4 separate regions of the Homo sapiens genome follow, and all the other regions are linked to region 3. The links are chromatin loops, found by intact Hi-C in ENCODE. Cell type or tissue: Calu3. All regions are shown on one strand. Each heading gives the region's core, and the rest is flanking DNA. Links, peaks and the distances in the headings are about the cores only. Region 1 overlaps TIAM2 (TIAM Rac1 associated GEF 2). Region 2 has its middle 66 kb from the start of TIAM2. Region 3 overlaps TIAM2 (TIAM Rac1 associated GEF 2). Region 4 overlaps TIAM2 (TIAM Rac1 associated GEF 2).

Region 1 (7,398 bases), core at 1,362-6,361, 86 kb after region 3:
AACTAATGTCCTTAAGGTATTTTAATCAAGACAGTATATTCGATATAAATAATAACTTGATAAATAACTTGCTTATTTTTTCTTAGGTGTAGACATTCTGCTAATTAGATATGAGCCTAATATGGTTTTTACCCAGCATCTGTGGTAATTTGTTCTCAACATAGACTTTTTGATAAACAAAAGCATTTGGTCGAACATTTTTTGTTTTAAAAAGATATGAAACTAATTACAGTGTCAGTATTTATATAACTGAATGAAGTTGATTTAGTAGGTATTTCTAAGTGTTTATATTGTTTTTAATGTTAATTATGCCATTACAAAATTTAGAAGGTGAAATTTGGAAAAGGCAATTGTTTTTAATTCTTCTACCCAAACAAACCACTTTTAACATTTAGCTATATTTTCTTCCAAGATTTATTCTGTGCACATTAAAAAAAGTAGGTATGAGCTTGATTTTGTTGGTTCTGTTTCACACCTTCAGAAACATGTACTTTTTGGTTAAAAGCATATCAAGAATGAATTTATTTATTTATTTATTTATTTATTTGATACAGTCTCGTGCTGTTGCCCAGGCTGCAGTGCAGTGGCATGATCTCAGCTCACTGCACCCTCCGCCTCCCGGGTTCAAGTGATTCTCTGCCTCAGCCTCCTGAGTAGCTGGGACCACAGGCGGGTGCCACCACATCTGGCTAATTTTTGTATTTTTAATGGAGATGAGGTTTCACTCTTTTGGCCAGGCTGGTCTTGAACTCCTGACCTCAGGTGATCTACCCACCTCAGCCTCCCAAAGTGCTGGGATTACAGGCCGACTTAAATAATAGATGACATAAAAAAGTAAAACGTAACTATGCGGGAAATAAAAACTTTAAGTGTATTAGAATAATGATACAAATTGTGATATGAAGCTCTTCTAAAATGTTATAGAACTTTAGTTTTTAAATAATGAAAAAGGGTAGCTGGCAGATGAATATTACAGGGCCATTTCATTAGTCTTTTTCCTCCCCCATCTGTCAGATATTTGATTCAAGTGGCAGCCATGGATTTTCTGGAACTCAGCTACCTCAAAACTCCAGTAACTCCAGTGAGGTAAACTTTGCTATAGATGGCCGCCATCTTGTTTTACATGAATGACACAAATGCTAACTTTTTCTGTTTTTTTTTGTTTGTTTTTGTTTTTGTTTTTGAGACGGAGTCTGGCTCTGTTGCCCAGGCTGGAGTGCAGTGGCACGATCTTGGCTCACTGCAAGCTTCGCCTCCCGGGTTCATGCCATTCTCCTGCCTCAGCCTCCCGAGTAGCTGGGACTACAGGCGCCCGCCACCACGCCCGGCTAATTTTTTGTGTTTTTAGTAGACATGGGGTTTCACCGTGTTAGCCACGATGGTCTCGATCTCCTGACCTTGTGATCCACCCACCTCGGCCTCCCAAAGTGCTGGGATGACAGGGTGAGCCACAGCACCCGGCCACAAATGCTAACTTAAGCGAGGAATGCTGGTTCAGAATCTTTACATGAACTCCTTGAAAATAGATTTATAATTAAAATGGTCCCAGTAGGTATTCTCTAAAGAGATAGTCTTGAATGCCAAGCATTTTGGAGGTATCTAACCTCATGTTAACTCCATTTTAAAATTAGTGACATGACTAGACTGAAGTCATAATAATATCTTTGATTTATACATCTCTATTCCTCAGCAGTACTTACCTTCGTTTGAGAGTTCAGTGAATACAAAATTGCATTTTCCTCTCAGGGTTGTCAGGGATCTTCACATAGATAGTACATTCTATGCTGTGTCTCTCCAGGCGCCGTCAAGGGGAGCCTGAGTAATGTCTCCTCATCCCTAGAATTGCTTCTGACCAAACAAATCCTCAGAATGATTTCTGAATGAAATCCTAGAGCATGAAATCCCAGATGTGCCTATGCCTCTTCCTAGTGCCTTTTTCAAACCCACAACATCCCCATGAAGCTGTGTTATTTAATTTCTCCTCCACCAAATAATTTTTTTTTTTTCAGATGGAGTCTCACTCTGTTGCCCAGGCTGGAGTGCAGTGGCGTGATCTCGGCTCACTGAAACCTCTGCCTCCCAGGTTGAAGCAGTTCTTCTGCCTCAGCCTCCTGAGTAGCTGGGATTACAGGCACCTGCCACCAAGGCTGGCTAATTTTTGTATTTTTAGTAGAGATGGGGTTTCACTATGTTGGCCAGGCTGGTCTTGAACTCCTGACGTCGCGATCCACCCACCTCAGTCTCCCAAAGTGCCGAGATTACAGGCGTGAGCCACTGCACCCAGCCAGTTCTTACTCTGCACTTACCATCTCTTACTGTTAGCCACTCTGTCAAGTGCGTATGTCATGGCTCCCAGGAAAGCTTGTAATCGATATAGTTTATATATGCCCTATTTCTATTAGATGTAGTCATTTAATGGCTGAGGATGACTGATTTGTAATAAAGGCCCATAATTTTAGGGTCCTATCTCTTCCAGCATTATATAACAATGTAAAATTCTTACTTTGAAAGTTAAGAGGCCTGGCATGGTGGCTCGTGCCTGTAATCCCAGAATTTTGGGAGGCTGAGTCAGGTGGATCATTTGAGACTAGCCTGGGCAACATGGTGAAACCCTGTCTCTATCAAAAATGCAAAAAATTATCCGAGTGTAGTGGCTTGCTCCTCGGAGGCTGAGGTGGGAGGATTGCTTGAGCCTGGGAGGCAGAGGTTGCAGTGAGCCAAGATCGCACCACTGCACTCTGACCTGGGTGGCAGAGTAAGACCCCATCCCTGAAAAAAGAAAGTTATGAAACTATAGCATCAGTACACTTCCTATTAACAGAGTTTATGTTGGACTTTGAAAATAAATTTTGCTGATGTAGCCACTTACAGTGAGAATTTAAGCTTAGTGCTTAAGATGGGCTCAAATCAACAGGTCCCATCGATGCTCTAAGGAGTGAGAAGAAACTATGATTTCTGCATTTGTTTTACTCCTATTTGTTTTAGCTAAGCATTACTTGTGATGTAGGGATACTGAAGAAATTCCTTTCATTTATAGGACAATTTTAATGCAGCCTCTGTAATTTCTGTGCTATCGTACCCAGATAACTAGATTCAGATAGAATGGCAGATAGAACTAAGGGTGTAATTTGTTTTTTTATATCTCTGGGACTTAAAATTCTGCCTGAGCTGGCTAAATAATTAATATTTCATTTTGCTACTTTTCATCTGCTAATCATTCTTGGAGAATACTTGTAACCTGCACAAACCTATTTTTATACAATAAGTACATTACGCCCATTTCTATAACACAGAAAGGCTGTTGTGAGGGAGGGGCCGTGTGCATTTTAAACTATTTCACTCTAATTGATGCATCATATAACAGCCCAACAGTGAGTCACCCTAATTCAAAATCTGTTAAGTCTGGAATAAAGCCAGTCTTACTTGAACATTTTTTTAGAGGACACTTTGGCTTGCCAAAAATGAAAGCTTTTCATAACGAACGTCTGGATGAGTAATAGTGAGTCTTACACGGCCTTTGAAGGGAGGTGTTTGTCATGGAGATTGTGACAACAAAGTCCCCACTAAGGCTCAGATGGCGGCAACCCCAGAAGCTTCATTGCAGAAATTGTGACAGCCCCTGGGCCTTGGCCCCTTCTTCTGGAAAATTGGCTTGGGGTATTCCAACTTTCTGTGGCAGTGAGTGAATGCAGTATTGTCATCTTAGTCATGAGCTGTAAACTGAAAAAAAAACCTAAAAAACCCCAAAAAACCCCAAAACCAAAACAAACCCCCTAATATTGTTTTCTTAAATGGAAAATATGAATGAAACAGCTTACTCTTCACCACAGTATGGTAATCTGTTTAGAGAGAATATTAATACACAACCCTACATAGCATATATATATGCATACAGCTAGCGAGCTAGCTAGATCCATCTTTGTTTTTCTTTCATATCAACCGATGTGTGGGCCTCAGTCCAAGAAGGAAATAAACACTTTCTCTTCTATGACATTTTACTGTTGTTAAGAAAACTGGGAGCGTGCAACTCCCTTTTGTGTTTTCTCCTCATCTCCCTTGCAAATAGACTTTCCTTTTATCAGCCACTGTGGTGGTTTGGGCCCATTTGTGACAGCCAGATTGTGATTTTGCTACTCACTTCCCTTCAGTGATCCAAGTAGTAATTACAAGCCATTTGATCCAAAAGCATCTGCTGTGAGAACACACGGAGTTTCAATTTTTTCTCCTTGCTGCATACTGAGCATAAGTAATTTGACATGTGGTTTCAGGACCATTGATGTAATAATAATAATAATAAATACTTCTGTGGAATGCCCTCCAAGGAGAGCTAAAGTGATTTGCAGACGTTCACTAGTCAGTCTGGAGTGACTGTGGCTGCAGCCCAGTGATGTTCCCGTGTCGTGATGGCCAGTTGGAGCTGACTGCAAGGTGATCTGAGCAGCAGTGGCCAGAACAGTGGCCCAGGGCTTTGGAACAAAGGATGATTCTCAGGAAGTTCTTTATAGTGGCCATCGCTGAAATGCAGTAGCTACTCCCAGTACAGTATAATGCCCTGATCCAGCCTCAGCTTCCAAAAAAAATCTTTACAATTTATGTCTTTCAAATGCAATTCCTCCCATCAGTCTCCTAACCACCCCACGAGGCTGGCGTTTTTAACCTCTTTTGAAGGTGAAGGAACAGAAGTGCAGAGGCACTAGATAACAGCCCCTAACAAGGCTGAGATTTGACCTGGATTGCCTTGCTATTATTGTATTTTTTCTGTCTCCATTTGCATTCTCAGGACCAGGAAACCTTGAAGAGGCTAGTTGGAAATATATATATATATATATATATATATATATATATATATATATATATTTTTTTTTTTTTTTTTTTTTTTTTTCTTTGATGGGAGGAAGTAGAGTAGGAGGCGTGGTAGGTGCGTAACAGTCCTGGCAAAGGTAGCCAACCGTGGAATTCTGGGTGGTTAAAAAGGTTAATTTAACATAGCAGCATCTTTGACATGGGTAACCTGGAAAAAGAGTTTTCCAGATGGCTCCATTTTTAATGCTTATTTTTAGGATTCTCTCTTCTTTTTATGAAAAGAATATTGGAGAATATTTCATCTGGCTTCCTGAAACTAAAGCATGTGTATTTTCAACTTGGATAGCATTGACCTTCCTTCAGAGAATTAATCCAACTTTCCCTCCAAATGGGCAAAGCTTACAACAACCTAAGAGATCTGTAAGCACCAAGTAGCTTTTTCTTTTTCTAGTTTTAATAAATTAATTTTAAATTCTTGGTGCTTCCTTTGAATAACCAGGTTTTACTTTTCTTGAACTGTATACATTTGTGAGGGTTGTGTGTGTGTGTGTGTGTGTGTGTGTGTGTGTCTGTCTGTCTGTCTGCCTAACACACACCAAAAATTACATTTAACTTTTCATTGAGGGACTCTCTTGAGAGGGTCTTACTCTTTGATGGCCTTGGCTTTGATAGGCGTCTTCTCTTCTATGGTTCACTAGATCTTGGGTCAACAGTGTAGACTCAGAAAACCATTGCTCAGAGCAGTTGTAGCACAGCACCTTGTTTAATGGATTTTAATAGGATTATTTCTTTTGTCCTTCCATCCTTCCATCTATCTGCACACTTTTCTCTTGTCCAGAACTTATTCTCCTTCAATAATCTGTTAATTTTTCTTCTCGAAGCTTCCAGAGAGCATTAAGAACTTGACACTATGTCAACAGATTTGAGTAAGATACTGAAAACGGACAGCGTTTACCCTTCTGCCTGTAATATGACTGTGAATTTCTAGTTGTATCCAGCTCAGCACTGAAGTTTTGGGTGTGTCCTGGGTGTGGGACGCACTGTGTTAATGGCTGAGGGAGAATGAGGATGCAGAAGACAAAGCCTCTGCTGGTATTCATCTTCTCCTGGTGCGGGACTTAGAAGTGACTCTCCTGTGAGCTGGGCTTTGCCAAATGCTGTACCAGGGACATAGGAGAGTAAACTCATCTAAGTGAGAGGACTTGAGGGCAGAGAAAGGAGAGATAGGAGAGAATTCATAAGACAGGGGCATTTTAAACCAGGTTGGAGGGTATATATGGTTTCAGCACTGACTCTACTTGTAAGGACGGTACAGCAGAGAGAGGAGATGGAAGTGAGCACCGGTGTGGAGCAGGAGCATGCCACTCCCTTCTGGGGAATGTTCCCTGAGCCATTCTGTTCAATGGGAACATGGTGTGTGGCTTAGAATAATGGAAAGTAATCAGGAGATTTGGGTTGCACCCATTTTATATAAAGGGAGTTAACTGCCAGGCGGGCATTCTGTGTAGTATAGTGGTGGTGTGAACCAGCTCATCCCAGACTTCCACCCTTCAGATCCCCGGAGTACCATAGGCACTAGTTGTGTAAACTTGGGCAAGTTTCTAGAATTTCCTGAGCCATATTTTTCTTGCCTTTTCCATAGGAAGTGATGATGGTGCCTTCCTGAGAGGGCTGGCTGTGAGTGGTGAGTGAACTGATGGCACATCAGGAGCTTGTTTCATTTGGTCTCACGAGATGCAGTCTTTTTTTTTTTTTGAGATGGAGCCTCCCTCTGTCGCCCAGGCTGGAGTGCAGTGGCACGATCTTGGCTCACTGCAACCTCTGCCTCCCAGGTTCAAGCTGTTCTCCTGCCTCAGCCTCCTGAGTAGCTGGGGCTACAGACGCGTGCCACCATGCCCGGATAATTTTTATTTTTAGTAGAGATAGGGTTTTACCATGTTGGCCAGGCTGGTCTTGAACTCATGACCTTAGGTGATCCACTGGCCTCGGCCTCCCAAAGTGCTGGAATTACAGACGTGAGCCATGGCGCCCGGCCAAGTGATACAGTCTTTCTCTGATTGTCAGTAACGGTGAGAACAAGAGGGTGTGAAGGCACAGTGTTAATTTGTACTGCTCATGTTCCTCCCACACCTGTTTATCCATAATTACGTTCTTCCTGATCTCCAAAAGTGCAGCAGTAAATTAATTGCTCTGTCACCCTCAGTGGGAGCCTGTGACTTCCTCCGGGCCTTGTTCTTTGTGATGTTTCTTACTCCACAGTGACCTCTGCTGGGTTTTAGTTTGCTTCTCAACAAGCCTGGTTTCAGAGGTGGGGCCTGCACCTTTAAGGCAGCATCTGTTTGTTGCTAAGCACCGGGTTGAAATCACTGCCCAGATGAAAAGTACCCGAGAGAATGAACCAGGGAAAAAAATGTGCCTGTGTAAGACAAGAGCCTTTAGCAGAGAGTGTCCGGGCTGGTTCCTGGCATCCCTGGCTCCTTGCATCTGGTCCTGTCTTTTCCTTTGGCATTGGCACGTGTGGGGATGTGCATTCTGGCTGTGATCATCCTTCCAGAAAAATGTACTGAAAGCGACAGATCCAAGACAAATCCAGAA
Region 2 (7,398 bases), core at 671-5,670, 160 kb before region 3:
TGTCAGAAGGGTTACCCAGCACGGAGCTTGCTTCTCGCACAGAAGCCAATGTGATGGTACCGGATGATAAGAAAAGATAAAGCTTTAATGCGAGTTGACTGGCCAGGGGACAGCAAGCAGTGCTCAAGTCTGTTCCCCGATCTGGGGTGGCGCGAGCCTCTGTGGCCTTTCTAACTAGTCCCAGGTGATGCCATGGCAGCGGGTCTGCCAGGCTTGTAGTGGGAACAGTCAGGAGGTTAAACTTTTCCCTTTGCCCATGCCTGGGCAATTCTGGCTCTGCATCACTGTAACACGGTTAATGTTACTGCTGTAATGGTTAGTCAGTTGAACTGGGTTCGGGATACAGAAGCACTTGGAATGGTCAATAGGTAAGCCTCAAAGAGGTTTCACAAAACCACACAGCTAAGATGGGGGGCTTTCTGATGTTTTAGAGCAGCAGTTCTGACTTTTTCCCCACCCAGGTACTCTTCTCTTTTTCTTTTCTTTTCTTTTCTTTTTTCTCTTCTCTTCTCTTCTCTTCTCTTCTCTTCTCTTCTCTTCTCTTCTCTTCTCTTCTCTTCTCTTCTCTTCTATTCTCTTCCTTTTTTGAGATAGGGGCTCGCTCTGTCACCCAGGCTGGAGTGCAGTGGCTAGGTCATAGCTCACGGCAGCTTCAAACTCCTGAGCTCAGGCGATCCTTCCACCTCAGCTAGGACCACAGGTGCGTGCCACCATGCCTGGTGCCTGGCTAAGTTTTAAAATTTTTTGTAGGTACAGGGTCTCCCTCTGTATCTCAAAGTGTTGGGATTACGGGCGTGAGCCACTGCACCCAGCCCCCACCCAGTTACTCTTACTGGCAAAGGAGAAAAACAAATCCCCTGTCCTCTGGGCCAAGGGCACAGCAGAGATTTGCCAAAAGCATGAAATAGCCTGTTTTATCACAAACCCCTGTGTGGCCATAAAACTATGTATGAACTTTACCCTTTATTCCTACCTATAGGTTTGTTTTAATATACAAGTCATGATTTGTGCTATATCAAACTACTTAACTCTCCGACCGCACCTCCTAGGAATTTTTAAATAAAATCGAGGCTATGGGAGGATGCTTGGGGTTTGTCCTACGGCTCTGTGTGACTTGATGTTCCCCAGCTCACACTTGGGGAAGAAGCATCAGTGGTGGCCCTGAGCTCTCCCCCGGGCCTGCCCTGCCCAAGTGCACAGGGTGCTGGGCAAAGTTGTTTCTGCCGTGCCCTGCTGGAACTTCCAGACAACTCCTGACTGCCCGATGGTGTTTGACCTTCCATGACTTTCTCCGGTCTTGTCATAATCTCCATCCTCCCACGTGGGTGCTTCCTTTTGGGTGTTTTCCTAACAGCACCATTGCATCTGTTGGAAAACAAGGTCATTAGCTCTCTGCCTCTTGTTCCTTCGTGTTTCTCCAATATCGTTCAAGTCTTGCAGACTTTCCTGCCAGTTTCCCAGCTTTGTTTGCCGTTTCAGTGTTCTGGGCAGAGGTGGAGACCTAAGCCCAACAAGTAATCAAACAAACAAAAACAAATAGAAGACTCAGAGCTGACCAGAGAGGTTTGCAACAGCATTACCTCGGGGGCTGCAGGTTCAAAGGTGTAAGCATGACCTCTGTTCTGATGCCAGGCTGGTAGTTAGGGGAAGTTTGGAACAAGATCACCAATCTCAACAGAACATGGTCCTTCCACATTTCCAGCATCAAGTCAGACAGGCAGCCTCACCATAGCTTAGGGCGGAGAGCGGGCATTGGAACTGTGCGGGTAGCTTTGGCTGAACCATGAAAATCGGGCAAGTGACTTAATCAACTCATCCTCTGGACTGTGCTTGTTCAAGTGTCATATGCACAACACCTTAAATTTGCTGTTGTTTTAAGTTAGCATACAACGTCCTGAATGATGGTTTAAAAAAAAAAAAGAAAAAAATGAATTTTTTTTCTAAAGTTGAAAGAGTGTAATAATCAGGGACACAAGGAGCAGATTTAGTGTTTTTTGTTCTTTTTATTGGTGTCCTGCTCTTCATTAGAGTCTTTTTTTTTTTTCTTTCCCGAGACGGAGTCTTGCTCTGTTGCCCAGGCTGGAGTGCAGTGGTGCAATCTCAGCTCACTGCAACCTCTGCCTCCTGGGTTCAAGCGATTCTCCTGCCTCAGCCTCCCGAGTAGCTGGGATTACAGGTGCGCCACCCCATGCCTAGCTAATTTTTGTGTTCTTGCTAGAGAAAAGGGTTTACTGTGTTGACCAGGCTGATCTCGAACTCTTGATCTCGTGATCTGCCGGCTCGGCCTCCCAAAGAGCCGGGATTACAGGTGTGAGCCACCGCGCCTGGCCCCATTAGAGTCTTACAAGCATAGATAGTATCAGTAGCACCAGCACGCACAAAGGCTCCCTCTGCACTGGGTCCTGTGCTCCAGGCTCTGTGTGCATTTTATTAATTCTCTTCACAACCCTCTGAAGTAGATTCTCTTATCACCCTAATTTTGCACATGGCTTAAGGGGATTAAAAAACTTCCCCCAAGGCCAGGCGTGGTGGCTTATACCTGTAATCCCAGCACTTTGGGAGGCCTAGGCAGGTGAATCACTTGAGCCCAGGAGTTCGAGACCAGCCTGGGCAATATGGCGGAAACCTCCATCTCCACACAAAAATACTGAAAAATTAGCCTAGTGTGGTTGTGTGTGCCTGTGGTCCCAGCTACTTGGGAGGCTGAGGTGGGAGGATCACTTGAGCCCAGGAGGTCAAGGCTGCAATGAGCTATGATTGTGCCACTGCACTCTCAAAACAAACAAACAAAAACCTTCCCCAGGTTCACGCAAACTGGGAAGTGTCAGAATCAGTCTCGAAGCTCTGGTGCCTCTGATCAGGAGTCTTTCTCTTGACCACTGTGTGACACATCCACACCCACCAGCTGTCTCCCTGGAGAAAGCTTACCTTTTCGTGTTCAAGATAAGGAACAATATCAAAAATGAACAGGAGCACCAGAATGCTGGAATCATATTATATTTCTGATTGTTAGTGTATTTCTAGCTTTGTATTACTTTATATTTAAGGAATACATTTAGTGAAGCACTGTTTTGTTTTTTGTTTTTGCTTTTGCTTTTTTTCTGCTAGAGAGTATCTTGACTTTCAGGAGTTAGAACTCACTTCTAATAAGAAGATATTTACATCCGTAATTTAGCTGGTGTATCTTCTGGATTGATTGATTTTATTACCCTGCCATGCTGGAAGTGTGAATTCAGCCAAAGCATACAGATTTCAACATTTGTATAAAGGCTACCTCAAGAGGGCGCTCCTTGCAAGCCGTAGAGTTGTTTAGTTCTCTCCGGGCCTGACACTTGATTTTGGAGAGTATTTTCAGAGACTGCATTGCAATCCTGCATGAGTACAGAGGAAATTCATGGAAGAGCCATGAGGAAACATAACAGAAGTGCAGAAATCTGAGTCTTTAGGATGGAAGTTGTGAAGTTTCAGGGATTTCAATTTTTATAAAGATTAAAGAAAAACCTCTCAATTCTTTTCCTGTATAGAATCATAGAAGGGCTAGAAGAATTGCTTTTCTCTATTTTTAAGGACTTGGTAGGAGTGACGGTGGGAGAATTCTCAGCTCTTCTAGATAACCAATTACATCATTTAATATATTGATTTGATATCCTGAGGCAGATGGTATTAGGGTATTTGTTTTTGTTCTTTTAAAAATCATATTAGGGCCAGGTGAGGTGGCTCATGCCTGTAATCCCAGCACTTTGAGAGGCCGAGGTGGGTGGATCACCTGAAGTCAGGAGTTCAAGACCAGCTTAGCCAACATGGTGAAACCCCGTGTCTACTAATAATACAAAAATTAGCTGGGTGTGGTGGTGCACGCCTGTAATCCCAGCTACTTGGGAGGCTGAAGGTAGGAGAATCGCTTGAACCTGGGATGCGGAGGTTGCAGTGAGCTGAGATCACTCTATTGCACTCCAGCCTGGGCGACAAGAGCGAAACTCCATCTCTAAAAAATAAATAAATAAATATCATATTAACTCTTCTAAAAAAAATACAAAGAGGCACAGCTAAAAGGCAATAGGGAAATAAGAATGGAATTCTAAATAATGTTTAATTAATCCAGAAGAAGGTAAGAAAGGAGCAGAGGAATTTAAAAAACAGATGAGAGAAACTAAAAATAAATTCGAGCAGCAGACTTAAATGCAATCACATCAGTAGTTAACATTAAATATAAATTGACCAAACGGTCCAATTTAAAGACAGAAATTGTTAGGCTGCAGAAATAAAAACCCAACTCTATGCTGCCTTTAAATATAAATACAGATAAGTTGAAAGAAAAAAGATGGAATATGTCACACAAACAGTATGTTTTAGAAAGCTCGAATGGCCATATTAATATACAATAAAATAGACTTCAGGATGATATTACCAGAGGTAAAAGGGACAATTGTCCAGGAACATATAAGGCATAAAACTGTGTATGTCCAGTAATAGAGCTTAAAATACGTGAAGAAATATTGACAGGCCAGGCACCATGGTTCGCATCTATAATCCCTGCACTTTGAGAAGTCAAGGCGGGAGGATCGCTTAAGCCTAGGAGTTTAAGATCAGCCTGGGCAACATAGTGAGACCCTGTTGCTACAAAAAACTAAAAACTAGCTGGGCGTGGCAACACGCTCCGGTAGTCCCAGCTGTTCAGAAGGCTGGGGCAGGAGGATCTCTTGAGCCCAGGAGGTTGAGGCTGTAGTGATCTATGACTGTGCCACTGCACTCCAGCCTGGGCAACAGAGTGAGAGCCTGTCTTAAAAAAAAAAAAAAAAAAAAAAAAGGAAAGAAAACAAAAGATTGACAGAATTTACAGGAGTAATAGATAAATCCACCATCACAGTTGGCGATTTTAACATCCCTCTGTTAGTAATTGATAGAACAACTAGACAAAAGCACATTTATTCATCTAAATTGGCCATCCATGGTGGGGGCTGAGCTGCAGTCAGCTAATGGGTACTCTGCTCACGATGGTTTCTACTTCGTGTTCCTGGCTAATGAAGAAGCAGCTGTCTCAGCATCCTTTGTTACCCAGAGGACGTCTTGAGATTGATTACAGTTACTCCAAGGGTGAACCTGAGTCTTTACCTTGGCAAGCAAGTTATGGAGGATTTCCTCTTTACTCCAACACTTGAGATCAACCCTGTCGTCTAGACAGGATGAGTTTCTAGTGAACAGAGTAAATTGCTTCCACTCAAATAAGGCACCTATCTCCAAGGAGCACTTTGTAACTACCGTTTGCTACAACCCCAGGCTGCCGGGGAAGCAGGTTCCTCTGAGAGTCCTCAGTTTGATTACACTGATGGGCCCTTGAGCGCAGAGATTAGAGTTTTACCTATATAGTTAAGTGACACTTAAAGTCCAAGACCTATTATCTTCCAGCCATCCACTTCAGGACCAGATTAAATTCGGCTAGGACTGCTTAATAGGATTATGGAAACACAAGGACCAGCCTCATCCTCCTAGCTCCAGGCAGATTCCCCTCACCGCACCACTTATCAGTTCTCAGCCTAACCATCTCCTGAGAAGAGAATTTTTCAATTTCCTGCATTGATAGGATTTAACAGATTTCCGGGGCTGAGAAAATGGGGGCTTCCCACATTGTGAACGCTCTGTCTGGGTAACACAGAGGCCTTGTTTAGGTGAAAGCATCTTGTGTTTCTGTGTCAGTTAAGCCATGCGTGGTGATGGAGGCAGCACTGTCTGGACTGGTCTCAGAGCAATTCCTTTTTTTTTTGAGACAGGGTCTCTCTCTGTCGCCCAGGCTGAAGTACAGTGGGATGATCTCGGCTCACTGCAACCTCCACCTCCTGGATACAAGCCATTCTCCTGCCTCAGCCTCCCAAGTAGCTAGGATTACAGACATGTGCCGCCACGCCAGGCTAATTTTTTTTTTCTCTTTTAATTTTGATATTTTTAGTAGGGTTGGGGTTTCATCGTGTTGGCCAGGCTGGTCTCAAACTCCTGACCTCAAGTGATCCACCCGCCTCGACCTCCCAAAGTGCTGGGATTTCAGGCATGAGCCACCATACCTGACCCAGGTACCCAACTTTAAAGAAGAAAGTTTGGTCACAATACCATCTCCTTTTTAAGGGATGAATTGTTTAGGTTCATTTGGCGGTTTTCTAATCTTAACGTTCCGTGGCTTAACATTCAGCACTGAGAACTGAGGATTTGAATTCTGATTTGAGAACTTGATCTGATGAATGTAATGAAGGCATTTCTTTCTCCACCTCCCTTTCCTGGAGGTGCTGCGTACCTTTGCCTTTACTGTATCCTCAGATCAGCTTAGTGGGGCTCCTGCCTGTAGCGAGAAACTAATACCCTCTGTCAAATCTCCTGTATGCATATTTTTAAGCTCCAGATGAACGTTCCTTTTTAAAGAACTTTTACAACAGATTTGTTGTAAGACGTTAAGCTAGAAAGAAGTATTATCCTACACTGCTCTTATACTCTTGTGTTTGGGGTTGGTGGCCTGATTTTTCTTTTGAGGATATGTCTCATCGATGTAATTCTAAAACAATTTTAAACCCACAGATTAAGAACATATGTTTCTTCATGGCACATGTTGAGAAAGACTTCAACTCATTCTGCAGTCTTTACTGAAGAATGTCTTTAAAGCAAAATTGCAACTGGTCAGCTCTATTATCTACAAATTTTATCAAGTCTTGACCCAGAGAGTCAGACCAAAGGCTTATCTGACCTTGTATTCTTCCTCTGACAAAGGCCCCAGTTTTTTCAATTGTTGTGTGGGAAAGGTGGGTGGGGTGGGGAGGGTGATGAGGCGGAAAGATGTTTTCCTTCCCTTGTGTCAGTCACAGAATGTCAGGAATGTTCCTCAAAGGTAGATCTTCAGCATGACCTTTGCTAACTCCTTCTTGAATTTATTTATAGTTTATCTGCTACCTCTTGGGACATAAGTTTCAAATGCTTATTATCTGCAGTAGTACAGTACTTCCTCTTTTTGTCCTAAAATCATTTCTTTCAAGCTTCAAGGAGCACCCTGGGTCTCAGTATTTGGAAGCGATGATTACATCTGTATTTTCTCCATTCGGTTCAGCTTGATCCCAGAGGCTCTGATGGTATCTGCTCAGCCTTTGTCAAGACTGAGCAGGCTAATTTTAGTTTAGAAAATGGAAATTTTTCAAAGGAAACTTCCTCCACTAGACAAATTGTTTTTGACCTGAGGTTTTGATCAGGGTACAGTGGTCCTCATTGTTGAAATGCAGGAACACTTCTTGTTGACCGCTAACAAAGGGTTAAACATCACGGGCAGTGTTAGAACAAGTTAAAAACAGAACCTATCCAAAGCATATAACGTGCACTCCAAAATAAGCCAGGCTCGCTCCTTGTTAATGGGATCATTGCAGACAT
Region 3 (7,398 bases), core at 867-5,866:
TGATCATGCCACTGCACTCCAGCCTGGGCAGCAGAGCAAGACCCTGTCTCTAAAAACTAGCTAACTAAATAAAATAGGCCAGGCACTGTGGCTCACGCCTGTAATCCCAATACTTTGGGAGGCTGAGGTGGGTGGATTACCTGAGGTCGGGAGTTCAAGACCAGCTGGACCAACATGGAGAAATCCTGTCTCTACTAAAAATACAAAATTAGCTGGGCGTGGTGGCACACACTTGTAATCTCAGCTACTCGGGAGGCTAAGGCAGGAGAATCACTTGAACCCAGAAGGCGGAGGTTGCAGTGAGCCAAGATTGTACCATTGCACTCCGGCCTGGGCAACAAGAGTAAAACTCCATCTCAACCCAAAAAAACCCCAATAAATAAATAAATAAATAAATAAATAAATAAATAAATAAATATCGTAGAAGTGCAAGCTGTTCCTTTAGTGAATGGATAGATATCATGTCTTTTGGTAGTTCCTTTAGCTGTTAAAGTAGGGTATTTTGCCTATTGTAGAGAGAGAGCCTTACTATACTTGGAGCTTTTATTGGTGAAGTTAACTAGGTGGGAGGTTCTGACAGATGGTGAGGGATATGGAAGGGATAATCCAGAGTCCCTGCTACTTTTTAACACTCCCTCCCCAAAATCATTCTCTTCTATTTGTTTATGAATCTTATTCCTTCTTTCTTCTCTCGCCTCATCTCTCTTTGCCAGGACTGATGATGAGATGGTTCTGAGTATTGATTGACAGGGCTGGAAAAGAAGTAGAGGTGGGGCCGGGCACAGTGGCTCATGCCTGTAATCCCAGCGCTTTGGGAGACCGAGACAGGTGGATCACCTGAGGTCAGGAGTTCAAGACCAGCTCGGTGAACATGGCGAAACCCCTGTCTCTACTAAAAGTACAAAAATTAGCCGGGGATGGTGGCGTGCACCTGTAATGCCAGCTACTCAGGAGGCCGAGGCAGGAGAATCACTTGAACCCTGGAGGCAGAGGTTACAGTGAGCCAAGATCGTGCCAGTGCACTCCAGTCTGGGCAACAGAGTGAGACTTTATCTCAAAAAAAAAAAAAAAAAAAAGAGAGAGAGAGAGAGAGATGGGCAAGACACTTATTTCATAGGAAGGAGGAAGAGGGAAGCAGGCATTTACTGCTGTGGCCACACAGCTGGTTTCCTGGCCCCGTGCAGCTTTATTTCTAATGTGCAATGTGATTGTCTGCCCCTGTTGTCCACAGGACTAGCCTGCTGCCATAAACATGGTGCATGTTGTAAATATTGCACAAGCCTCCCCAGATACTAAATATGTGTAATTCTTGGGGCATGGATTGTGTGGTTCATTTGGAAGTGATGAGGAATTATTATATTGCTGTTCCCTAATGAAGAAAGTCACTTTGCCTGGTGAGTTTTGTCTGTCAACTGGATGAGGATCATCCCTCTGTCTGGAAGCCAGAATTCAGTGGCAGCTTTTAGATACCAATGCTAAGTCAATTTCTTTTGTCTTGGCAAGGGATGGCATAGTATTTCCAGAAGTAAAGTCTTATATGCTGGACAATGTGGCAACAGATGACATACGAAACCAGATAAATGTAGCCTTAGGGCTTCAGGGCAAATGCACCAAGAGAACCAGGCATAAACCTCCTGGCATTTTTTGGCCCAGCCCTGGAAATCCTAGTGTCACGTTGGCTGTACTATATAGGTTGAAGCAGAATCGAGGTGAAGGGGGCATAGGGCTGCCCACCTCCCCTTCCTAAGAGGAGTGTCAGAGAACTTACTGACCTGTTTTAAAACACGAATAGGATCCTAGTGGAGAAAGATCCATTCTGATCTACCTGGGGCACTGCATGTAGGTAATTTCTGTGGTGTGAGTGTTACTATTCTTGTATTTGAGTCTTACTTGAAGACAGGGATAGGGGCCACTCTGGTGGGGTAGGAGCCACTTCACAGCCTCTTACCCCCACCCCCAACCATGTTCCCCACCACACGTGTTGGGACTAATGGCTTGCTTGTGTACAGGCAAGATCAGAAGCAAGCTGTGTCACCATCGTATTTCCAGCACTTAGCATAGTGACTTGAACAGAATAGATATTCAACAAATACTTCTTGAATTGAATGTCATTAACTAAAAAATAGTGCTAACTTTTGTATCCTTGAGTTTTGTCACTGGATACGTGAACCCTTGTGGGACTCCCAGGAAAGACTTACTCTAAACAGGAGCCAGATTGACTGATGTGATCACCAGCCTAGGGAGAGCAGTGAACAAAATGGGTATACCTTGTTCTCCTTCTAGCTGGCCATTGATTTTTTTTGGTGTTTCACATGGGCTGTTTTATAAATAACAACGGTCTTTTTGTAACTTGGCTTACAGTACTCAGTAAATACTGTGCTCCATGTGTATAGGAGTCTGTCCTTTGGGGAGGATAGACTGAAACTTGCTGTTTTCATTGTAATTAGTCATCCCTTTGTCATGAATGGCAGCTTCTCTCCCATTCTATAGTCTACTGGGTAACTCTACAGTTTTCCTTTGTTGAGTGCAGCATCTGATTCCATTAGTTCTTTGTGCAGGAACAGTGCATTAGTGTGGACGTGGGAGGCTGGTGAAAATTGTTATTTAAGGCATACCACATTATGATGTAGTCTTACCTAATGCCTTGGAATAAGAGTCACAGAATGGTTTGTTCATTATGTCTGAAATCTCTACGGGCCCTGAGTGATGAGATAATAAGTAATCCACCTGTAAATGGAGACTCTGGAGGGCCCAGTTAGATCCTACAAACCTGGGTCACAGGAGGGGTTAAGGGAGATGGGAGTTACATTTCTCACTCCCAGTCCTGGAAAACATCCCACTTTCTGTATTGTTTTCTTACAAACATTGAGTCGAATCTCTGAATTGATAAGCTGCCTAGCTGATAACGAGGCTAAAGTAAACCCAGCAACTTTAAAACATGTTTTAAATTCAGGGAGATGGTGGCTACAAAGAAGATACAATTTGAAGAAGGCATGAATTTGAGAGAAAATTTTTAGTAACAAATGCATTCTACTTACGTAGAGGTGGGAGGCATGTTTGAAGGGCACAGGGTAAGTAGTAACTTTCTCTTTCCTTCCCCACCTTTTCTCATTGACCTGCATTGACAGTTGTGCTGCGTACTGTGGGCTTGCACACTGGTTCACCTGACAATGAAAGTTTTATAAACTCTGGGCACTCTGAACTTCACCCAGTCCTTGGCAGTAGGCTTCTAGATTGACTAATCATGTAGTATTTCTTAGATGTGGCCATTAAAAAAAAAAACAACTTTGTGATGTAGTTGAAGGTCTGGATTATATTCAGCTTTCGAGTAGGACATGGGGCAGAATCCCTAGCACTGTAAAAATAAAACCACTTTTCATCACAAAGCTCAAGGGAAAAGAATGTAAGGTGTGTTCATGTTAAATTAAAATTACACTGATGTCATGGTGCAAACAGGCAGCTCCAAGGCTGCGGGACTGGCTGGTTTTCATGCTGATAAAAGCATGAGCCATCAGTCTTGATTGATGACTCTGTCCACACGTGGCACCTATGTGCTGTGAGAGATACAAGCACTCTTTGTGTAAGCAAAAGCATAGCATTGCTTGAGTTTTATTATAGATATAGTTTACCTAGCACCACCTTGGATCTCATAGACTCACATACTCAAGGTGCCCTGTTTGATCTTTCTGTGGTCACAAGATATTGCAGTCCCGGCCCACTGCAAATTCTCCCTTAAAATGGGACTTTCCCTGGCAGCGAAGCCCAGTCTCCACTGTTGAAAGAATAGCCACTTGCTGGATTGCAGTCCAGCTCAGGGAAGCTTCATTGTTCACGTGGCACTGGAGCATGTGAGGAACGCAGAGAGGGTCCTGAGGAAGGCGCTGAGATCCAAGGAAGAGCATTCTTGGAACCAGTAACTTGTCATTGCTGGAAACAGAGCTGTTGTAGCTGTTTGGAGATCTGAGTTCTAGTCTTAGCTCTTTCCCGCTGTCTACATGAGAGGTCTACTTGATCTTTACTGGACTTCACTTTCTTCATCTGCAAAGTGAACAGGGATGAAGTCAATGTGCTCTAAGCTTAAATATTCTATAATCCTGCTTAAAATCATTTCCATCCAAAATGACCTGTAGTTGGCCGGGCACGGCGACTTACACCTGTAATCCCAGCACTTTGGAAGGCTGAGGCGGGTGGATCACCTGAGGTCAGGAGTTCGAGACCAGCCTGACCAACATGGCAAAACCCCATCTCTACTAAAAATACAAAAATTAGACAAGTGTGGTGGCGTGCACCTGTAATCCCGGCTACTCAGGAGGCTGAGGCGGGAGAATTGCTTGAACCTAGGAGGCAGAGGTTGCAGTGAGCTGAGATCGCGCCACTGTACTCCAGCCTGGGCAACAGAGTGAGGCTCCATCTTGGAAAAAAAAAAAAAAAACCCCAACAAAAACCACCAAAATGACCAGTAGTTAAGCTGCAGCTTCCTCTTTAACTCAAGTTATGGCGATATGATGGAAAAGCAAGCCAAGCCACATATTAATCACGTTGTATTAGCAATTTGACGAATCAGTTATTTCATGAACACATTTATTAAGCACCCATGAGTAAGGAATTGTGTCAGGCACCAGGGAAACAAAGTACTTCACTTTCAAAGCAGTTCTAGTAAAGGGGAAAGGTAAGTGAGTTCTAGTAAAGGAGACAAATGAGTGAAAAAGAAATAATTGCGAGGCAATTGCCTATATCAGAAAGAGTGGTGAGGTGAAGGAGGGAGCAATAACCCTGTGAGGTTCGGGGTATGATGGTAGGTGATCAGAGGAAGAGACACTTAAGCTGGGTCTTGAGGGGCAATTAGGAGTTCTCCAGGGAGGTGTTCCCTGTAGAGAACAGTATATGCAAAGGCATAGAAACCAAAAAACATGAAATCACATGGTATTTGGAATGAACATGTGGAAAGTTCTGTTATGTAACAGATGCTTGAGATCCAACATTATTATCATTGGAAACATTAAAATATGGCAGATCTTATATTTTATAGTTTTCAGTTAGTAAATCATTTATGAGGCCATCAGTAAAATATTACAAGTCTTGGTTTTTAAAGATTGTCAGTATGATGTATTTAGACAGAGCCTAGTGAAGCTTGATTCAGTATTCTTTTCTTATCATTTGAAAATATTTTTTTCGGCTGGGTGCAGTGGCTCACGCCTGTAATTCCAGCACTTTGGGAGGCTGACGCAGGTGGATCACTTGAGCTCAGGAGTTCGAGACCAGCCTGGCCAACATGGTGAAACCCTGTCTCTACTACAAATACAAAAATTAGCCAGGCGTGGTGGTGGGTGCCTGTAATTCCAGCTGCTTGGGAGGCTGAGGCAGGAGAATTGCTTGAACTCGGGAGGCGGAGGTTGCAGTGAGCTGAGATCGCGCCATTACACTCCAGCCTGGGTGACAGAGTGAGACTCCATCTCAAAAAATGAAATAAATAAAATAAAATAAATAAAAAATTTGTCCATACTGGGTTAATGACAAAGCAAATTTAAAAGTTTTAAGTAAATATGGAATGTATTCTATAAGGTAGGCATTCTTGACCAGATATAACAAATCTCTGAACTAATTATGTCGCCTTGGTCAAATCACACTACCTCTTTGAGTTTTAAATTCTCACCTGTAGAATGAGGGAAATGGGTCCATCCCAATCCTGATATCCTATAAATGAAAACTGTTCTTTTTAGTATGCCAGGTTGTATAGGTGTATTTCTTTTTCTTTCTTTCTTTTTTTTTTTTTTTTTTTTGAGACGTAGTTTTGCTCTTGTTGCCCAGGCTGGAGTGCAATGGCATGATCTCGTTCACTGCAACCTCTGCCTCCCAGGTACAAGTGATTCTTCTGCCTCAGCCTCCGGAGTAGCTGGGATTACAGGCATGCGCCACCACGCCCGGCTAATGTTTTGTATTTTTAGTAGAGACGGGGTTTCTCCATGGAGTTCAAACCCCAGCCACTCCATGTTGGCCAGGCTGGTCTCGAACTCACGACCTCAGGTGATCTGCCCACCTCGGCCTCCCAAAGTGCTGGGATTACAGGCGTGAGCCACTGCACCCGGCCCCGGTATAGGTGTATTTCTATAGCATGAGTCATTGTGATAGTCAAACCTTTCTCAATAGTGACCATTTACACTGAAAGTCTAGTTGTGGTTTTTTGCTACTTTGAGTATGTCACATGTTTCAAGTAATTTATTAAGTATTTTATGTGCATTATTTCATTAAACAGTTAGAATAACCCTGTAGTGTAGATCATATTTCCATTTTATAGTTGAAGAAACCAGAGGCTCAGACAATCTAAATAACTGGGCTGAGCTCACTGAGGTGGTCATGGAGTGGCTGGGGTTTGAACTCCAATCTCAGTCCCCTTGCTCTAAGGCAAGCTTGTCCAACCCATGGCCTGTGGGCCACCTGCGGCCCAGGATGGCTTTGAATGCAGCCCAACACAAATTCGTAAAATTTCTTTAAACATTATTAGACCTTTTTTGCAATTTTTTTTAAAAGCTCATCAGCTATCATTAGTGTTGATGTATTTTAGATGGCACCCAGGACAGTTTCTCTTCCAGTGTGACTCAGGGAAGCCAAAAGATTGGACATCCCTGCCCTAAAGTCTGCATTCTTTATCAAGGACTGCATTCTGGGTTAAGGACACATGGTTATTGCCATAAAACAGTATCTTGTTTACATCACAGAGTTAATATCATGCCTTCTAAAAAGGTAAGTCTCACTATGAAAGCAGTCTGTTTCACATTTTAAACAATGAAAAAAAAGAGGTACTTTCTGATGTGTTGACTAATGGACCATGAGTTTTAATATATAACCAGGTGGTAGCATATCAAATACAGGAAGAAAGTATTATTCTCCATAATAGGAGAGGATCCAGAAACCACCTGTTTTTTTTCGGGGGGGTGGGGGTGTGGGGGGATGGAGTCTCTCTGTCACCCAGGCTGGAGTGCAGTGGCGCTATCTCAGCTCATTGCAACCTCTGCCTCCAATTCTCCTGCCTCAGCCTCCCAAGTAGTGGGGACTACAGGCGTGAGCCACCATATCCAGCTAATTTTTGTGTTTTTAGTAGAGACGGGGTTTCACCGTACTGGCCAGAGTGGTCTCAAACTCCTGACCTCAAGTGATCCGCCCACCTTGGCCTCCCAAAGTGCTGGGATTATAGACATGAGCCACCGTGCCTGGCCTCATCTGTTTAATAAGTTATGAAATTCTGATCCTTTGGCACTACCCACTTGAGTTCTGCTCCAGAATCCGTAACAATGGCTCAAGACATGGTGTTTCTTCGCTGATCCCTCTGCCTGGGGGATCATTTCTCTAAGTTCAAATACCATTCAGATTTCAGGCTAGTTGTCATTTCAGAGAGCCAAT
Region 4 (7,398 bases), core at 844-5,843, 67 kb after region 3:
GAATGAGGAATGGGATGAAGATAGATAGTGAGCAGGTTCTTGCATTTTTCTTCCTTTAGTTACTTGTTAAGTTATTACAGAGAAACCAGTTTCTTTAGGAAAAAAAATTTCATGGTAACACAACAATTTAGACATAGTGTGACTTATTAGAAAGGAATTTTACATGTGGTGTTTTATTTAAATTGCAAATTAAATAATACCTCTGTTTATGTCTGAATGTTTAACCTTGTTTGGAAGTTTTTTCATCTGTGTATATATGAAGAATTCAGCATGAGGCTGGGCATGGTGGCTGACGCCTATAATCCCGGCGCTTTGGGAGGCCGAGGTGGGCAGATCACCTGAGGTCAGGAGTTTGAGACCAGCCTGGCCAACGTGGTGAAACCCCATCTCTACTAAAAATACAAAAATTATCTGGGCACGGTGGTGGGCGCCTGTAATTCCAGCTACTCTGGAAGCTGAGGCAGGAGAATCGCTTGAACCTGGGAGGCAGAGGTTGCAGTGAACCAAGATTGTGCACTGCACTCTAGCCTGGGGGAAGAGTGAGACTCTGTATAAAAAAAAAAAAAGAATTCAGCATGAGTAGGAAAAAATTTCTGTCTAAAAATAGGAAACTGATTAAAGGCATGCATTCAATGATACACCGAGAATTTGGAATAATGTATCAATTGGCAATAGCAAAATAACCAAATAATTCCGACCTCTGCCCCTCATTAATCTTCTCACTCTATCTACCTTTGCTTCTCCTTTTCTCATATCTCATGTTGCCTTTCTCCCATCTCAGCTCTTTCCCTCCTGCTTATTTTCCCATCTGCAAATACTGGTGTACCTAATAGATGCACCTGGCTTAAAGAAATAAAAATAATTGTAAAATATGGACCCCGTTTCTAAGAAATTATAATTTAGTTAGAGAGCAAGCCTTATGAACATGAAACTAAAGGTCATTCTAAAATGATCGAAGTTAGGTGACAGCTGGTATAGTCATCAAATATTATGGGAGATCAGAGGGTTGAGGTTGTACTGTGATCTTGAGGAAATGAAGACTTCCTGGAAGAATATGGTGTTAAAAAGTTGTTAAGAGGTGTGAAGGATTTCCAGGCTGGAAGGGTGTTGGGCGAGCATGGAGAGACAATTGGAAGTGACTGAGTGGTGGCTTGGGGCTCTGGAGCACACTGGAGTCAAAGGTTTGGGAAGTGACAAGAGTTGGCAGTTAGGTTGGATAGGCAATGAAGCTTTTTCAGTCTGTGTCTTAGTCTGGAACAAAATACTGTAAAGCGGGTGGCTTATAAACAAGAGCAATTTATTTCTCAGAGTTCTGAAGGCTGAGAAGTCCAAGATCAAGATGCCGGCAGATTCAGTGTCTGGTGAGGCCCTGCTTTCTGGTTTCTAGAAGCATCTTCTTAACTGTATTCTAGCATGACATGAGGAGCGAGGGATCTTTCCGGGCCGCGTTTTATAAGGCCATCCATCCTATTCACGAGGGCTCACCATTATGACTGTCGTGCGCAGTGGATTAAGCAGTGAAGGATGAAAGACACCGTAACTTAATGCTTGAATCACACAGTTTGTTGGCACGCAAACAGTTCTTAACAGATATTGGTATTTTATCCCCATTCACGCTACACACAACTCTTGTTTTTCACCCTGTTAGGAACAAGTCGGGGATCTTACATGAATAGGCACAGGATTGGTCACAGAAGTCCTCAGGCATCTGGGAATAGCTTCCCCTGGTATCAAGGCTGGAATGTTGAGGCTGAAGCATTCAGTCAAGGAGATGGCAAGCCTGACTCCGGGTCCCTTTCTGAGTGGCAGCATCTCATCCTCACGAGTCTGTGTCTCAGCAGAGCAGGTCGAGCTGCCTGAGGGCTTCTCTTTTTATAGTCCCTGTTTGGGGATCCACCTGTGTCTGGTTATCTTGAAGGTTGGTGCGCCCTAGCATGTGATGTCGTCTCAAATTGGAATATCCCAATGCAGTTGGTCTAAACAGATTTGGGCATTCTGGCAGACATCTGCACTTACAAACTAACTGTGATAACATATTTACACTATACCCATAAATTGCACTCCAAACAATGACCTAATCATTGCCCCTTTTAAAAAGGCCCCACTTCCTAATACCATCACCTAAAGCATTAAGATTTCAACGTACATATTTCGGAGGGACACATTCAGCCCATAGTGGTCTTGTATGCAAGGCTCAGATGGTAAGGTTTATTTTATACTCTGCTTTCAGGTGGGGGGATACAGGTTTTTAAGCTGAGGACAAAGCATGATGACTGTAGTGTCTTTGGAAGATTAATCAGGCAGCAGCTTGGAGGACAGAGTGGGGCAAAAGGTGTCAGGCAGTGGAGTGGCACTGTGCTGGGTGTATAGATACAAGGGCCTGGTCCCAAGTGACACAAGTTCAACAGTTTACATGGAAAATGTATAACAGGGTACATAATTTTCTGTAATTCTATAGAATCTTTTTTTTTTCTTTTTTTTTCTTTTTTTTTTTTGAGACAGAGTTTTGCTCTTGATGCCCAGGCTGGATTGCAATGGTGTGATCTTGGCTCATCTTAACCTCCACCTCCCAGGTTCAAGCGATTCCCATGCGTCAGCCTCCTGAGTAGCTGGGATTACAGGCGCCCGCCACCACGCCCGGCTAATTTTGTATTTTTAATAGAGACGGGGTTTCACCATGTTGGTCAGGCTGGTCTCGAACTCTGACCTTAGGTGATCCGCTTGCCTCAGCCTCCCAAAGTGCTGGGATTACAGGTGTAAGCCACCACGGCTAATCTCAATTTTTTAGAATCTTAAAGACAGTAACTTACACCCCTGAGCGGAACTGTTGCTCAACCAGGATATGCCATTTAAACTCCAAAGTACAAAATAGTTTTAACGAGGAAGCCAAAACTGCCAAGAAGAATGCAGGAGGTGGAAGGCTTTGGGATCCAACAAGAACACAGCTGCTGACATTGCTGAGGGAGAGCTGCCCCCACGAGCCCAGCTTGCCTCCTCTCAGGCCCTGCCTGCCCCTCTTAAGGGGCCTCACCCTGCTCACAGCCAGGGGGCGTTCAGCTCCCGAGGCAGTGCAGCCGTACCTCCCCGCTCTCTGTCTGTGTGGAATGTAGGTTGGGAGTCCATGTGGAGGTGATGGGACAGATCAAAGAGCCTGAAGGAGACACGGTTATCCCAGAGTTTTCTTTGTACCATGTCTCATCCATGGTGCTGATTTTCCAGGATCCGGCAGCCACAGCCTGTCTATCCTGAGATGAGACTTGTGGATCCGAGTGTCTCAGAGTGTTCAGAGCACCCCAGTCAAAAATCTCATCCTGACCATAATCGTAGTCGAAGGGATGCCCAGCTTGGAGTTTTCAGGTCTTTGGGTAGGGTCAGATGTTTAGGGCTAGGGAGAGAAAAGGGACATTTGGCAACACTGAGAGGCTCCTGGCCTGTTGTGTGTGTGTGGTGGTGGTGGGTGGGGGTTTCTCTGTGGCCACAAGGAGTCTAAGCAGACATTTTTTTAAAAATTTAAATTTGCATTAAATGTAATTGTATTCCCTTGTCCATAGTTTGTAAATGTTTAATTGATGACATCATAGTTGGTGCTATTCTCTGATTAAGAGGGGAGGTTACTTGAACATAAACCCTTACATAAATCCAGGGGTCTGGATGGTCAGGTGGCCTGAAGAGAAACTGTTTTAAAGAATGAGGGTAATTATCACTTGTGGTCCATTATCCATTCTTTGACAGAATCATCACTTTAGTTATTTTAAGTGCACCTTTCTAATGCTACTAATTTTTCATTTTTGGTTCTCCCCTCCCCATAGCCCAGGCCCTAACCCCTTCCTGTGTCCTCCCCACACTCCCTTCTCCCCTACACCCTTCTCCCAACCCCTGCCGTACATGCACTCCCTTTCTCATGTTAGTCTTGTGAGTTTCTGGTAACAGACAATTGGGATTGATTTTAGAAATTCTTGTCCAGGCACGGTGACTCACACCTGTAATCCCAGTACTTTGGGAGGCTGAGGCTGGAGGTTCATTTGAGGCCAGGAGCTCAAGATCAGGTGGGGCAACACAGCAAGACCCTATTTCTGAAAAAGAAAAAAAAAAGAAATTCTACCTGGAAGTATTCTCCTCACCGTATTGCACTCTTTGAGGTTATGATTTAGTCACATGTTCCTGAAGGGCTTTGTAGTGTGTAGCCTGAGTTATGTTTGCTGTGCCCGCTGTCCTTGCATCCTTTGTCAGCAGGTTGTAAAGGAGCTGTTTACGCTTTTTTTTTTTTTTTTTTTTGACAGAGTCTTGCTCTGTCACCCAGGCTGGAGGGTAGTGGCGCAATCTCAGCTCACTGCAACCTCCACCTGCTGGATTCAAGCAATTCTCCTGCCTCAACCTCCCGAGTAGCTGGGATTACAGGCACCCACCACTACGCCCAGCTAATTTTTGTATTTTTAGTAGAGATGGGGTTTCACCATGTTGACCAGGCTGTTCTCAAACTCCTGACCTCAGGTGATCTGCCTGCCTCGACCTCCCAAACTGGTGGGATTACAGGCGTGAAACCACTATACCTGGCCAAGAGCTGTTTACTTTTTACCTTCAGACACAAAGACTGGGAAGCATTAAGCAGGAACAAGTACTTGCTTAAAATTGCTTTTATGAGATATTTGACAAAAAAATGTAATGTGAAGCCACAAAGGCAAAGGTATTTACAGATCAAGACCAATCAGGACAGGGTCTCCAAAATATTCCCTAAGCATTTAGCTTTCTCTAAACTTCCTTTTAAAAATATCTGTAAAAGAGCAGTGCTTTATCCACTTAGCATTTTAAAACCTCAATAAATATACATTTATTTATGTAGCTTCCTCCCCAGCGGTTTTCCCTGAAAACCTCAGATGTAGTCATTTCTAGCCTAAAAATAGAATGTGCAATGTAGGTGACATCATGCAACAGAAATTCTCTGGAACAGGTTTTCTTCGAAGTACGTGGGTGGAGAAGATCCTTTTTGAAATAAAAAGGCACTATCGCAGTTGTAACATACCGGCTGAGCTACATACGGTCAGTGGTGACATGCTCTGGCCGTGTCCTGGGCCTCTTGGGTGTTTCTGGGGCAGGATGATGCAGCTTTCATTTGAGCATGTCCAATGTGGACCAGATCACACCGCCATCCACACGCCAGATCGCCTTTGAAGTTCCCAGGGAGGAAGAGTTGTAAATTAAGTCCAGTTAGTACTTTATTTGCCTTTCTGCTTATTATTTCAAACAAGTAAACAAGGACAAAACCTCACCACCCTTAGGCAGTCTTGGCATTCTCCCAGATGGCATCCCCCATCCTGCCTCATTATGTGCGATTTCCAGGGTAGACAGGCCTGCTTCTGTGGTTAATTAGGCTGGGGAGGGAGGAGGTGGTTGGACTACCAGGGGTTGCTGTGGGGAAGGAGGAAGCACTTGCTGGTAGGGTTCAGACTGCTCTGGGTTTTATGAAATGTGGGCTTCAGTTTAAATATTTACTTAAATACAGTTTTAAAATCATAAAGAGGACGGATTGCGTTTGGACAATTGGCAACTGGTGAAGAGAACAATGAGAACAAGGCTTTGAGGAAAATACGAGGATACTGTGGTGTATTTCTGGATGTGTACAGGGGGAAGCAGTTTGAGGAACAAACCACTGGAGTGTAGCATATTTGTGAGGGGATTTGAGGGAGATAAAGTCAGATTGTGGAGGTGGTGGGTGAAGATGTGAACTTTATTCAATAGGCAATAGGGAGATGGTGAAAGTGTTATTTTTTATTTTTTATTTTTTAAGGCAGGCAATAGGGAGATGGTGAAAGTGTTATTTTTTATTTTTTAAGGCAGAGTCTTGCTGTGTTGCCCAGGCTGGAGTGCAGTGGCATGGTCTTGGCTCACTGCAACCTCTGCCTCCTGAGTTCAAGTGATTCTCGTCCCTCAGCCTCCCAGGCAGCTGCGATTACAGGCATGTGCCACTACGTCCTGGTAATTTTTGTATTTTAGTAGAGATGGGATTGGCCATGCTGGTCTCAAACTCCTGACCTCAACTGATCCGCCTGCCTCAGCCTCCCAAAGTGCTGGGATTACAGGTGTGAGCCAGTGTGCCCAGCTGGAAGTGTTTTTATTTTCTATTTTTTTGAAACGGAGTCTTTCTCTGTCGCCCAGGCTGGAATGCAGTGGTGTGATCTCGGCTCACTGTAGCCTCTGCCTCCAGGGTTCCAGTGATTCTCCTGCCTTAGCCTCCTGGGTAGCTGGGATTACAGGCGTACGCCACCACACCCGGCAAATTTTTGTATTTTTTGTAGAGACGGGGTTTTGCCATGTTGGCCAGGCTGGTCTCGAACTCCTGACTTCAGGCAATCTGCCCGCCTTGGCCTCCCAAAGTGTTGGGATTACAGGCATGAGCCACCGCTCCCAGCCTGGAAATGTTTTTGTTAGGAGAATAAGAATGTTTGGTTTAGTTAAATGAGCGTTTGTTCGGTGCATACTCTGGGTCAGGCAAATGTGCACAGACTGGAGACTCAAAGAAGTCACTGTCTCTGCCCTCAGTGACAGTGGCACTGCTAGAGAGAGTGCTAGAGCCTTCAGTGACAGTGGCACCTGCTAGAGAGAGGTGACAGACAGTTGAGCTCTCAGTCTAGCAGGTGACAGACAGTTGAGCATACAATTTCAACATAACACAGTGATTCAGTGCACGTGGCATTCCAGTGCTGTGGAAGACAGAAATGGGAAATATAGCCTCATGTGCAGTCATGGAAGACCCTGGAGGAGGGAGGCCAAGTTGCTTCTTGAAAAATGAGGAGTTTACCGGGAGAATAGAGAGGGGTCTTCCAGGCCAAGGCACAGTGGGAGCAAATGCAGTGTGGTTTTAGGTAGGTGGTGAGAGGTAGACAGGGGAAGTAGGACTGTCTGTCACTCTCTCCTCCCGGTACCACTGCAGAAGCCTCCGGTTTCGCCCTTCGTCTGATGCATCTTCCATACAACAGCCAGACTGGGTTGCATCGGAAAAGCACATCTGGGTCAGGTGCAGTGGCTCATGCCTGTAATCCCAGCATTTTGGGAGGCCAAGGTGGGCGGATCACTTGAGGTCAGGAGTTCAAGACTAGCCTGGCCAATGTGGTGAAACCCCGTCTCTACTAAAAATACAAAAATAATTAGCCAGGTGTCGTGGCGCATACCTGTAATCCCAGCTACTCGGGAGGCTGAGGCAGGAGAATCGCTTGAACCCAGGAAGCAGAGGTTTCCATGAGCTGAGATCACACCATTGCACTCCAGCCTGGGCAACAGAGTGATATGTCTCAAAATAAATAAATAAATAAATAAAGTAAAAAAATAAAAAGCACATGTGATCCTGTGATTGCCAGATAAAGTCCCTGATAACCTCTCCCCACCTTGACCTTTATCTGCAAC

The links. A loop is a pair of places that touch in the nucleus more often than their neighbours do. Peaks named below come from ENCODE experiments on the same cell type or tissue, not always from the same donor. Only the 100,000 strongest peaks of a DNase experiment are listed, where the experiment ranks them.
Region 1: it touches region 3 in a loop (6-fold over the local background); 6 of 110 quality-filtered maps call a loop at or near these places.
Region 2: a loop joins it to region 3, with 2.4 times the contacts of the local background. A loop is called at or near these places in 2 of 110 quality-filtered maps.
Region 4: it touches region 3 in a loop (3-fold over the local background); 2 of 110 quality-filtered maps call a loop at or near these places.

What each region holds. Positions count from the first base shown.
Region 1 is chr6:155,167,831-155,175,228 of GRCh38, forward strand. The region is part of intron 9 of TIAM2 (TIAM Rac1 associated GEF 2); the gene reads left to right. Among named protein-coding and RNA genes, the nearest start is that of CLDN20, 92 kb to the right of the region's middle. RefSeq lists enhancers at 3,417-3,476, 3,517-3,936, 3,967-4,026, 7,149-7,208. In Calu3, for the core only: no CTCF peak of the experiment used is centred there; a DNase peak (open chromatin) is centred at 3,581.
Region 2 is chr6:154,925,248-154,932,645 of GRCh38, forward strand. No RefSeq gene overlaps it. Among named protein-coding and RNA genes, the nearest start is that of TIAM2, 66 kb to the right of the region's middle. In Calu3, for the core only: a CTCF peak has its summit at 3,275 (motif pointing right); a DNase peak (open chromatin) is centred at 3,294.
Region 3 is chr6:155,082,293-155,089,690 of GRCh38, forward strand. The region is part of intron 1 of TIAM2 (TIAM Rac1 associated GEF 2); the gene reads left to right. Among named protein-coding and RNA genes, the nearest start is that of TIAM2, 91 kb to the left of the region's middle. In Calu3, for the core only: no CTCF peak of the experiment used is centred there; a DNase peak (open chromatin) is centred at 3,499.
Region 4 is chr6:155,149,367-155,156,764 of GRCh38, forward strand. The region is part of intron 7 of TIAM2 (TIAM Rac1 associated GEF 2); the gene reads left to right. Among named protein-coding and RNA genes, the nearest start is that of CLDN20, 110 kb to the right of the region's middle. In Calu3, for the core only: no CTCF peak of the experiment used is centred there; no DNase peak of the experiment used is centred there.